3 separate regions of the Homo sapiens genome follow, and regions 1 and 2 are each linked to region 3. Evidence: chromatin contacts called from ENCODE Hi-C or POLR2A ChIA-PET data. All regions are on one chromosome and are shown on one strand. Each heading gives the region's core, a stretch centred on a gene start or an enhancer-like site at or near the end of the contact. The rest is flanking DNA. Distances are from core to core; before and after follow the strand shown.

What was found. A loop is a pair of places that touch in the nucleus more often than their neighbours do. ChIA-PET counts read pairs that join two places held with the same protein, here RNA polymerase II (POLR2A). Pooled maps may share reads with other maps.
Region 1: a loop to region 3 is called in a map with no recorded cell type, with 11 times the contacts of the local background. The contact joins two enhancer-like sites. A Hi-C loop is called at or near these places in 2 of 37 single-sample maps with no recorded cell type and 2 of 50 pooled maps.
Region 2: a pooled map shows a loop between it and region 3 (7-fold over the local background). The contact joins the promoter of UBE2V1 here to the enhancer-like site in region 3. A Hi-C loop is called at or near these places in 2 of 37 single-sample maps with no recorded cell type and 5 of 50 pooled maps. POLR2A ChIA-PET finds 5 or more read pairs at or near these places in 1 of 52 experiments (naive thymus-derived CD4-positive, alpha-beta T cell).

The regions. Positions count from the first base shown.
Region 1 is chr20:49,674,913-49,678,962 of GRCh38, reverse strand. The region is part of intron 1 of B4GALT5 (beta-1,4-galactosyltransferase 5); the gene reads left to right. Among named protein-coding and RNA genes, the nearest start is that of B4GALT5, 37 kb to the left of the region's middle. RefSeq lists an enhancer at 2,286-2,365. Within about 2 kb of position 1,787, at least 19 of the 41 ENCODE cell types and tissues checked have a DNase peak (open chromatin) inside an H3K27ac peak, as active enhancers do.
Region 2 is chr20:50,111,696-50,115,472 of GRCh38, reverse strand. It overlaps UBE2V1 (ubiquitin conjugating enzyme E2 V1), which reads left to right and starts at 2,323. Exons shown (of 4, transcript NM_001032288.3): 1 at 2,323-2,366. The coding sequence starts at 2,345. All of the region lies in intron 5 of PEDS1-UBE2V1 (PEDS1-UBE2V1 readthrough), which reads left to right. RefSeq lists enhancers at 1,404-1,971, 1,976-2,085 and a silencer at 2,256-2,795.
Region 3 is chr20:51,398,598-51,402,634 of GRCh38, reverse strand. It overlaps NFATC2 (nuclear factor of activated T cells 2), which reads left to right. Exons shown (of 11, transcript NM_012340.5): 10 at 3,905-3,992. The coding sequence ends at 3,948. Among named protein-coding and RNA genes, the nearest start is that of MIR3194, 52 kb to the left of the region's middle. RefSeq lists an enhancer at 1,720-2,189. Within about 2 kb of position 2,099, at least 8 of the 41 ENCODE cell types and tissues checked have a DNase peak (open chromatin) inside an H3K27ac peak, as active enhancers do.

The sequences.
Region 1 (4,050 bases), core at 538-3,037, 1.7 Mb after region 3:
AATGTAATTAGGAGAATGGAGGGAACTTTGCTTTGTGCTCCAGGAACCCTGGGGATTCCCCCCAGCCCCCATTACCAGTAACAGCACTAACAATGTTTATATTGAAGTGGATATGGAAGCCAAGGATCTTCAAGGTCTTAGTAGCAAGCCTAGTAGTGAGCTGTTAAGCCAAATGAAAGCAGTGATTGAGTCTCAGCTTGTTTTTCTATGAGAGTACTAATACCTACTTTATCGAAGTTAAATGAAACCTTTTAACCCTTAATATTGATTAAGGCTTGTGTTAGGAGGAAGTTTGAGAGAATGTGTCCTTGCTACATGTCTGTCCAACTCCCAAAGGCCCGAGGGTACCTGGATGGCTTCCAGGGCTCAGTGATTATGTATTTTATGCATTAGTAGGCTTCTTTCAAGATATCTTGGCCAGATAATTATGAGGCTTGTCCTTCAGAGGCAGCATGCACACCACCACGTAGGGACTCATGGCTGGTGCCTGTCTTGCAGCTAGAATAGCAAGACATCTTCATTCTTGGAACAGTGAGAGTGAACTCAGAAAAGGGCCTGCATTCTTGTCCAGCCAAATTATTGTTCACCTGTCCTAGACTATAAATAATTCCATGACATGTGTCCAGTCCTTTGTGAGTTCCAGGGTTGGTTTTGCTTTTCTATTTTGATTGCCTTGGACTTGCTCTGCGAAATTAGTAACCAAGTTGACCTTCATCTTTTAGTTTAGCCCAGGACTCTAGGCCCTGTGTGCTTGCCATATCAGGAGGGGTGAGATCAAGGCCCCACTTCCAGTGTCATTTGATTCTCTACCCTGCCATTTGCTGTGTTCTGAAGAAATAAAGTTTGTTTGCTGTTTGTCCTAAGGTGGAACATATCTTTCAGAGCACATGCTAACAAGATTTAAAAGATATTTCAGGCTGGGCGTGATGACTCACGCCTATAATTCCAGCACTTGGGGAGGCTGAGGCGGGCAGATCACCTGAGGTCAGGGGTTCGAGACCAGCCTGACCAACATGGTGAAACTCCTGTCTCTACTAAAAAATACAAAAATTAGCTGGGCATGGTGGCACATGCCTGTAATCCCAGCTACTCAGGAGGCTGAGGCAGGAGAATTGCTTCAACTTGGGAGGCGGAGATGGCAGTGAGCCGAGATTGCACCATTGCACTCCAGCCAGGGCGTTAGAGTGAGACTCCATCCCAAAAATCAATCAATCAATCAATCAATCAAAGATATTTCACCTCTCACAGCCAAATACAGATGTAATTTTGGGGGAGTACGATCCTTATTTTATATTGTGTTCTGATTATATGTAATTTTTGTTTTATCCTTTCAGCTGCGTAAGAAAAACTCAATTTCCACTCTTTTTGCAGACAATTCTTCAAAAATAGATTGCAAAGTTTTCATGTATTCATTTTACCATTTGTTCTTAAGAAGACTTACTTTAACATAATTACCAACAAATGTTTGCACCTAGCATTTCTGCTCAGAGAATGGTGTGAAAGGGGATAAAAATAGTAAGCCTTAGCCAGTGCCAAAGTTGTCAGTGGATTAAAGAATAGTGCTATCCTGGAAATGCTGCTTTAGGGGAGTTGGAGGCAGGGGGTCTTGCTGGGGATGGTGTGCAGAGGGTGGTTGGTGCAGGTAGGAAGAGGTTCCAAGCACCTTGTTAGGCTTAGTTTCTGTGCTATTATCTTAGGGCTAGACTTTTGGGAGGGGTTGTACTTGTACTTCAGTTTGTATGTGGGTCATGTTTGCACCATAGCGGGTGTGGTTATTGACAACTGTGTTTCCCGGTGGTTCCCCTTCCAGCCCATGCTCACCAGATGCCATTAGCAAGTTGTACCTTCTCTAATACCCTGAGGTTTTTCTGAGAAGGCTGCAGAAATACCCCCTAGAACAAAGAAGTCAGCAAAAACAAAACAAAACAAAAAACACCACTTAAGGGTAAGCACACAAACACATACAAATATAAGGACATACATCATAGGTATTGTAATGTTCCAATCCCATAATTTTGGAATGATTACATAGGTGGAATACAGAAGTATCCCTGCTTTTCAGCATGACTGCCCTTGATGACTCATCAAAAAACAGCAGTGCTAGTCATCTTAGACACAGAGGATGTGTGCCATTTAGACTTGTTCTTTTAAATAGTGAAAATTATTGCTTTATGGTTTTATTCTGTGCCCCCCGCCCTCATGCCCCTATGGGCCAGAGAGGCAGTTCACCAACTTCTCTCCAGTTGTGCCTCCCCTTCCTTCCTGTGACTTTAGGGAGTTTGTACGCATCTGCTCTAGTCCTAGAACCATGGGGCCTTCATAGCCCCTGCGCAGTAGCCAAGAGCAATGGGCCTTCTTACGGAAGGAAGAGCTCAGTTGGCAAGTATATCCTGAGCTGAGTTGTGAAGGCACACATTCATACCTCTCTTTATTTTTAATGGGGTTAGCACAGTCTTCAATCAATAGCTTAACTTCATCTCTGCTTTTATTTCTGCTCCTAGCATAAATTATTTAGCACAAATGCAGACATAATCTCAGAAATTACTTAGTATTAGTGTCCTGCTGTGAGCATCATTTTCTTGAGTGTGTTGTGTTCTAACCGCAAATTAGCAAAAGACCCTTCAAGAAAGTCTTTCTGTGGATTCATTTAGGGGGAATTTAGAAGGTTGTAGTCAGTGCTACCTGATCACTTTTATTTTCAGTGAAATTTTGTTTTATTCATAGTATAGTTAATAGCTTTCCTGTAACACACACACACACACTCTCTCTCTCTACATATATATGTATTATGTACATTTTTAAAAGTCACTTTTTACCTGGTAATATCTTAATCCCTTAAGGATTTGTCAGTTGGCCCATCGGTGGACTGAGTCACTTTATGAGTAGGGATTCCGAAAATGCCAAGCTTTGTCTGGGGGGGTTGGGTTGGGGGAGGATGCAATAATAAAAACTCTAACCTTGAAGATGCGGGGAGGGCCTACAGACATGTTGGAATTCAACAATTAGGTATATTTTAGTGTAGCCTCATAGTGCAGCGACCCAGCTGTAAAGATGAAGTCACTCATTCCTGTAATGATTTGCTAGCTTGTTGAACTAAAGTCTAGAGTTGAAAATTCTGCTCCTTTTGAACAGTGATCTAATTGTGAAACGGACAGTTGGCTACTGACAGTTTTCAAATATTAGCCAGTTGCTGATTTTAAAAATAACTGTGAGAAAGGAAGACCAAGGTGAGAAGAGACTAAAAATCAAACAGTCACATGAGGTTTTGTATCTTCAGACAGCTGAAGAAACCCGACAACCTACAAAGATATGATATTTGCTTGGGTAGTTGTAGTTCAGGTGTTTCCTTGTGCACCGAGCCCCTAGTGCATTGCTCATAATAGGTTCTGGGGCAGAGGTACCTGCTGATAGCTCCACAGGGTCATAAGCAACTTTGAACACCCCCAGGAGCCTTGTTGTTGGGCGTGGTGGGAAATGTTAATTGGCCTCTGAGTGAACTAGGAGGTACTGTTAGGATTCTTATCCCTTGATAAACTTACTCCCTGTGGCCGTCTTGTTAATATTTAAAAGTAAAGTGTAAATCCATTACAGGACACCATAATTTAATATTTGTTGCATTTCTGAGCTATGTGGTTGCCAGCATAGGGTCAGTATCCTAAGGCCTTTGAGTTTTCTGAGTTTTAACTCTCAGCTTGACTGTGGGGTGTGTGGGCTTGGGAATTGACTTTTGTTTGAGAGTAACAGCAATCTTAGGAATTAGTGATTTTTTTGGTCCTTGCAAATGTTACTGAACACACGGAACAAGCCAGCCACCAGGCTGCTCGTGGAAGGGGAAGGGAGGCAAAGTTGGGTTTGGTCCCCCTCCCCTGCTCTTATCCCCTCCACTCCCTTTTCTTCCTGAGCTCATGCTTTTGTTGTGATAGATTATTTTTCCCGGGATTTTTTGCTTTTGAAATCTTAGTTTTTGTGTCTTTGCACCTAGCCAGTAGGAGCAGCATTGTCTGAGATCTTAGCAGGTTCCAGAGAACTGTCCATTGTGGGTAGAGTTGG
Region 2 (3,777 bases), core at 1,074-3,573, 1.3 Mb after region 3:
TAGGAACCCAAATGCTTCCACTTGCTACTGATGCTTTACAGTGACCCCAAGTCCAGGGCAAGTATTTTCTGTGCTCCCCAAAGCAAACTTGTATCACGTGATACACGAAAAGTCAAGTTGCTTCACCTGTAGCCAGTGCTGGCACTTTGAGAGCTAATTATAGCTGAATTTGATGTGGTTGGAGGAATCGAGGAAGGCTTCCCTGAGGGGATGGTGCTGGATCTGAGAACTGAAGAGTGGGAACAGCACAGGCAAAGCCCCTGAAGTGGGAGAGGGCATGTGTTCCAGGGGGCTTGCAAAGGGCCAGTGTCGCCGCAGAGGTACAGAAAGTCTCAGAGGCGCAGGCTGTGCCAAGGCTATGGTGAGGCAAGTGGGGTACCTAGGGTGCAGATTTTTTTTTTTTTTTTGAGACTGAATCTCTCTCTGTTGCCCAGGCTGGAATGCAATGGTGCAATCTCAGCTCACTGCAACCTCTGCCTCCCGGGTTCGCTCGATTTTCCTGCCTCAGCCTCCCGAGTAGCTGGGATTACAGGTGTGTGCTACCACGCCCCGCTAATTTTTGTATTTTTAGTAGAGACGAGGTTTCACCATGTTGACCAGGCTGGTCTGGAACTCCTGACCTCAGGTGATCTGCCCACCTCGGCCTCCCAAAGTGCTGGGATTACAGGTGTGAGCCACCATGCCCTGCCCTAGGGTGCAGATTTTAAGGAGTCACTCACCTGCAGCGCTGTGCAAGTGCGGAGTCAGGACCTGAGTGAAAGCCCCGTTAAATCTGACCACCCCATCCTCGTCCCTGCCCTGGGTGCAGAGCCTGGTGCACAGGGTGTCCAGGCATCCTGCTTTGCCCTGGAGAGCCCTGGTTTCCACTTGTCCTGGTGAGATTATAATAAGTCCCCTTTTAATCTGATGTGTGTCCTCATTAGGTGATAATTCTATGGTCGCTCAACTTGTAAAGTTTGTATTTTATCCAGAGGGAATGGGGAGCCACTGAAGGCTTTAGCTGGAGGGTGTTTTGAGCAGATGTTGGTCTATATGGAGAATGGGCCATAGGGGAGAGAATGGAAGCTGCTGGGGTCTTCCAAGTGGGAGATAAAGGCAGCTTGCCCTGAGTGGAGAAGTGAACGGAGTGGAGAGATGCAGAGTAGGCACTGCTATCAGACAAAGGTGATGAATTGGATGTGCTGGGTGAGGGCTTCCAGCTTCCTTGTCCCTCTATGTTTAGAGTCCTGGTCCTTCTGCCAGTATTTTGCTCTGTGACCTTAAGCCAGTCCCTTCACCTCTCTCAGCCTCAGTGTCTACATCCATATAAGGGCTTCTCAGACAATTTATAATAAAGGAGGAGTACCTTCTTGGGTTTATTTATTTGCAAAAATATTTCCCAAGGGCCTTTGCACAAGCTGTTCCCTCTACCTCCTCATTGTTACGGTCTCTGCTGAAATATGACCACCTTAGGAGGCCCTTCCTGACCATCCTCTGCTGCTCTTGTCTTGGTTTATCTCTACCCTATCAGAATTATAGTTTCCTGTTTATTTACTTGCTGTCTACGACTAGAATGTAAGTCCCTGAAAGCAGGGATTTGCTTCTTCAGAGATGTCTATCCATCCCCAGCGCCTAGCACAGTGTCTGGTACATAGTAGGTGCTTAATGTTTGTTTGTTTGGTTGAATGAATGAATGAACGAATGAATGAATGAATGAATGAATGAATTGGGTAGATGGTTAGCAAATGCTTTCCCTGCCACCTTAATGCCCCTAAATCATTTAGCTGCACCCACTCCAAGCCTTCTCTGGCCGGGGAGCATCAATCCTAGGAGCCAGATCATCTGACCTGGAGGGTGATGATTCAAAAAATTTGAACCTGGAGGTTAAAATTCTGCCTGTCTCTGCCACTTAACAGCTGAGTTTAGATAAATCGCTTGATCTCTCTCGGCTGCATTTTTCACATTAATTCTGACCTTGCGGAGATGTGGTGAGGATCTAGATAGGAACTAGACAGGAAAAAGCCCCAAGCGAATTCGGCGCTTTTGTTTGAAGCTATATTTTCTTTTTCTTTCACAATCGCGCCTTCCCAAGCCTAGTCACCCCTGCCCTTCTCACTAAGCACATCACAACCTCCCTCGCACCCGATGTGTGGGGACTTGCAGGTTGCTGGGCCCTCGAGCACGCAGATATTTCCTTTCTCTAAAAGGGAAGGAAAAGAGCCTTCCAGGCCACGGGTCGTGCAGGTCTCCGGGGCGGGCGTCAGCGGCGGCGTATGTGCGTGCGCGCGCGCCTGCGCATCAGGGCCGGGGGACGGGTAAGGGGGGGGTGAAGAAGGGGCCGGCCTTCAAGCAAGAGCGACGCAAGATGGCAGCCACCACGGGCTCGGGTGAGCGGGGGCGCCGGGCCCGGCCGGCCGAGGGGGCATGGGCTTGGGCCGGGGGCCGGGGACCCTCAAAGCCTCCTGCAGCGGAGCCAGGGTCCCCGCGCCGCCTCTGTCTGCTGGGCTCCGCGGCAGCCACCGGCGCGGCCTGACCGGGGGAGGAGGAGCAGGCGGTGGCCGGAAGCACGGGCGGGGGGCTGAGGGGCCTGTGGGCGGCGCGGCGAGGCCCTGAGGCTCCCCCGGGAGGCGTGAGGGCCCTCTGTGCTGTCTGGGGGAGCCGGAGTGGGCGAGGAGCGAGCTCCGAGGCACTCCTGAGGATACCGGGGCTGGCGACTCTTAAGGGGCGATCTAGAGGTCCCCTAGAGGAGGCGCCCCACAGCGGATGGAAGTCCCATACTGGGTGCCAGGGGTGCGGCTGAGAGGGGCCTTGGGATGTCTGGAGGGGACATCAGAGAAGCCCTTCAGGCTGGATGGAAGAAACGGGATCCTGAGGGGGTGACTTGAGAGGATCCCCTATCGGTTGAGGGAACGGCTCCGGCGTTAGTTTTAGAGATGGGGTTAGCTGAGGAAATAGCTATGTTGACTAGAAAGGAGGAGCCTTGGAGCAGCTGCTTTTGGGGAGAATGAAGGGGGTCTCCGCATGATAAGTGAGAGGAGGGAAAAGGATTCAGATGCCAGAGGGACCTAATAGCGGTGATAGTGAAATGACCCCATCATTACCAGTCTCCTGTTCGAGGATACAGATGGATTGCTTCAAGTTAGGTTTCAGGGGACAAGGTCCGAGTGGGGCAGTTGGTGGAAGCCTCTGATATTGGATGAGGGAGAACAGATGAATTGGGAGCCCCGAGGATGTCTCTTTGGGAGTGGGGATTCAACTGAGGGAAGCCCCTGAAATGAGGGAGTGGAAAAGGTCGGGTTCCGGAGATGTTTCCTGTAAAGGAGAAAAGTCTCCTCTTTTTGAATTGAGTGAGGGAAGCATATCCTAGAAGTGTCTCTTCTGTGGAGACGCTCACTCTCATCGACTCCTTTAATAATTGGGACAGATATGTGGGTTCAGCTCAGAAGTTCCCCACTGGCTGATGGGAGTAGGGAGGTGAATAGATGAAATGGGAACTCTTGGGTGAGGCTGCACCCTCAGGTGCCTGGCAGTGAAGTTGGCCAAGGAGGTTCTCTCAGATGGGGTGAAAATGGGTTACCTCTCTGATGGAGGAAGCAAACAGGGCCACAGTGTTCCCCACTGTGGGGCTGCAGGGACACCAGCCTGAGTACAGCAATCATTGGCATATTTAAGGCCACAGCAGCGGCAGTGTTGGGAAGGAATTGGTGATCCATGGGAAATAGGGTGAGGGGAATTCTTTATAAATGTTGCTACTCTGCGGTCTCAAGGAGCCATACTTGCCTGATGGTTGGGGTGGGA
Region 3 (4,037 bases), core at 850-3,349:
GGGGGTTTATGGTATATGTCTTCCCCAAAACTCAGGTATTTATTTTATTATCTCATTTGTGATCACAGGCTGATTTGTGGGTTTGAATTACTGTTTGTTTCCTATGTCTCAATTCAATATAGTAACAAGTGCTTTTCTTTTGCCTTTTTTTTTTTCCAAAGGCAGCAAGTTATTTTGCAGGGCTTGTGCTGTTGGCTGATGTTTCTTAGCAGAGGGTTGGGGCCGAGGTGGTGATGAACTGGCTGAAGGACAAGGAAGTAAACTGTGGTTTGTTTAGAATGCTTTCCTGCCTGTGGTTGCTACTTTAGAAGCCGTGTGGTTGCTTGATAGGAGAGGTGCAGCTTAGTTGCATGTAATCAGAAGAAATTCTGCTGAATTGGAGAATAGAAATGGGCAGTTCAGGTCTGAGTTTACACAGTTGGTTAGTCCTTCCTTGTCGGGCAGCTTAGTTGAGAAAGTCACCAATTGTTTCTCCGTAGATTGTAAGTTGATGTGCAATCATTGCAAAAAAGCAGACAATGGAGATGATGGTAGCATATTCTACACTGGCTAGGAGGGGACATCTGACTTGCATTGTAGAAACACAAAACTGGACGTCCCTTAGACCAGTGCCTGATTCCCATTGGTTCCACCACGGAGATGCACGCAGGGTTTCCCTTAAATTCCATCCCATTCAAACGTGCATGCCTGTGAGCTCAGAAGTCTGGGAAGCTAGTTGTATATTTGTCAAGGAGACAGATTCTTGGGTCTGTACTTTTGTCTGTAATGGCTATTTGTTGACACCTTGTGTTTTTATGAAAATTATCACCATTGATTAAGCTCATCAGTGAACCACTTCTAATTTACATCTTAAATTATCACCTAGTCCATAGGATCAGTGGGATGACTCACCAGTTTATGCCTGGGGTAAAAATGCAAGGCCACTGTATAGGTCTTAGGCTGTAACCTTGTATTAGGTTGGCGCAAAAGTAATTGTGGTTTTTGAGGTACCCCTGTGTCTTTGGGAGGATTTGTAGATGACACTTAGGGACCATGTAGTAAGTCTAAATACTGCCTTTTCTCTTGACGTCCGCATCTCCATATTACTGACAACTGACCAGCACATTCACGTGGATCAATGGACTTACCTCCCATTTAAATATGTAGGGAAACAGAATGGTATCCTTGGTTATTGGAATGGCCTCTTTTAGACTGGTCTTTGTCTCTTTCTCTTCCATCTTCTTTAGGGGACCATATTGTGGGCTTAATAAACACATGCCAATGAGCCAGCTATAGCATCTCATTTATTTTTATTTTTTTGAGACAGTCTTGCTCTGTTGCCTAGGTTGGGGTACAGTGGCACCATCTCAGCTCACTGCAACCTCCGCCTCCCAGGTAGCTGAGGTTACAGGCACCTGCCGTCACACCCAGCTAATTTTTGTATTTTTAGTAGAGACGGGGTTTCACCATATTGGCCGGGCTGGTCTTAAACTCCTGACCTCAAGTGATCCACCCACTTCGGCCTCCCAACGTTCTGGGATTACAGGCATGAGCCACTGTGCCTGGCCTATAGCATCTCATTTAATCCTCAGTGACTTTGCCAAGGAAGTGTTCTCATCCCCATCTCGTGGCTGGGGAGACTGAGGCAGAGGCACTGTTGAAGTGCTTATGTTCCAACAGCTTCTGATGTGAGTCTACATTTTAACAGAGGCCCCAGGGCAGCCAGAAGATCTTTCAAATTGGGGAAACCCTAGCCCAGGACTAGTACCCATAGAGCTGGGGCCACATCTGGTCTCTACCCAATGCTAGGAGGCTGTTCCTGGACAAGTCGCCCCATCTTTCTCTGCCTTACTAACTTGACCTGAGAAATGGAACTCTCACCACCACCCCCGGAGATGTCTGTGAGGATGAAGGAAGGCAGAGCGAGTAGCCACCTGCGGAGGAGGGTGTTTGGCGGTGGCCTGGTCCCGAGTTGATTTCGGGCCTCAGTTGAATGAAGACAGGCCCTGCCTCTGTCTTCCACAAAGAAGCTGACAAAGAGTGAAACTCTATGACTAAACAGGAAGCTGCACCTCCGAATGCTGCAGACGGAGCCATCATGTGATGCTTTCTATTTCTCTGAGAAGGTGACAGAACAGGGCTTGGTTTCTCGAGTCCCCTGAGATAGCGCCATTGTGCCCCCCCACCCCCCATATTAACACTGGGCACCATGTGGTTTGGTGTTTGAAGGTTTGGAGAGAGAACTCGTGTTCTGGGTGGATGGTCTGAAGAACCTGGTCCCTGGGGTTCCAACTAGATTCGAACGACTCCTCCAAGGGTGTGACTTCAGACCTGTGCCTGATGCCTGAGATCCACTGAAGTGCTCCTTAAATGAGTAGATATGGATAAAGTGACAACGTGTTGGTCATTACAGAACTTTAGAGCTGTCAGCTGAGCAAAACAGGGAGTGGCGTGCTCTAACATCAGTTCCAACAGGATCACCTTGCTGTAGGGCCGGGGTGGCAGTGGAGGTTGTTGGTTTCTGGCTACCTGGGGTAAATCCAGAAGCATGTATGGGTGGGTGGGATGTGGGCTGTGAACAAGGAGTCAGGGAACACACAGGTTGGCCTGAACAACTGGAAAGAGAGAATGTGTGTTTCCCATCATGGGAACAGGTGAGACACGGGGAGGAGGGGTGAGGATCCAGAGATTGGTTTTGGCCCTGTGAAGTTTGGGCAGGTAGATATTGCAATCTGAAATTCAGGAGTGATGGTCTGGGTTAAAAACATTAATGTGGCCATCGTCAGGATAGAGGTGGTATTTTAAGGCCCTGAGTGAATTATCCGACAGTACTGTCTGCTCTTGGACTTGGAAGAAGTCAGTTTCAAGTGGAGACTGGGCAGTTTAGTGTGGGAGCTGCCTTAGGGCCACATCCACCTGGAAATGTTTGCTTTGGGAGATGGCCTGAGATGCATGGTCAGAAAAGGAGGAGAGATGAAGTGCTTCTTTTGCCCCAGGGCAGCAGTAGCCAACCCCAACTAGCCAATTCCTGTTGGAGCCCAACATTGGGAAATCCAGGCCTCTAACTGCATAAGCGCTGAAAGGATCTCATTTATTGAGCATTCTGTCTCCCTTGAAGATGAGATTTCAGGGAGCTTATGCCTCTATTTGAAAAAGCATCCTAGTTTACTTGACATTTCTAATAACGCTGCATTATTCCCTGTAAGAAATTGGACTCAGAAAACATTTCTAAATCAGGCATTTGGAATGGACTTGGGTATTCCAATTCGGCCAAAGGGGATTGGGAAGACAGGTGTTTTGAAAGCCACAGGCATTGTACACATGTAGAGAGGAGTATTATTTACAATAGACTCCCCAGGTCTCATTCAAGTGCCTTCGTTGTTCTGATAGGGCAGGAGCTTTTTTTTCCATTGTTGACAAAAAACAGGAAGAAAATGTGCAGTTTTATGAATTTCCCTGACCACTGAGGTGATATCACTAGTAAGAAGGAAACTGGGGCCCAGTTTAGTATCTGTAGATGCCTGAAGGAAGATAACAGTTGAGTAGATCTTTAATGAAATTCTGATTTTCCTTTGACTGCAGCAGAAACCAGCTTAATTTTCTCTTTGTAGTTGGCCATGATTTGAAACCCCATCACATACCCACAGCAGCCCTTTTGTCCACCCTGAACACGCTCCCCTGATCCCACACCCCACATAATGTAATGCACTTTGCACAGAGTCCCTCATCTCCATGATTATTACCCTAGTGTTGGGTTAATTCTGGCACAAATGCTAAGATGTTGCAGAATTCTGGCTTAAACTAGAGCCAAAGGGTTAAGTTCCCTCCTGGGCTTGGATGATATCGGCATGAGTTGGAAGCGTAAGAGAGATCAAAGGTGATTTTTTTTTTTCTTCTCAAAAATGATTTTGCAAATCTTTTTCAGAGCTGATAGACACACACCTTAGCTGGATACAAAACATATTATGAAACAGAATGACTGTGATCTTTGATCCGAGAAATCAAAGTTAAAGGTAATCGATATCTTCTGCTTCTCCTTTTGTTTTCCAGCTGTGTGT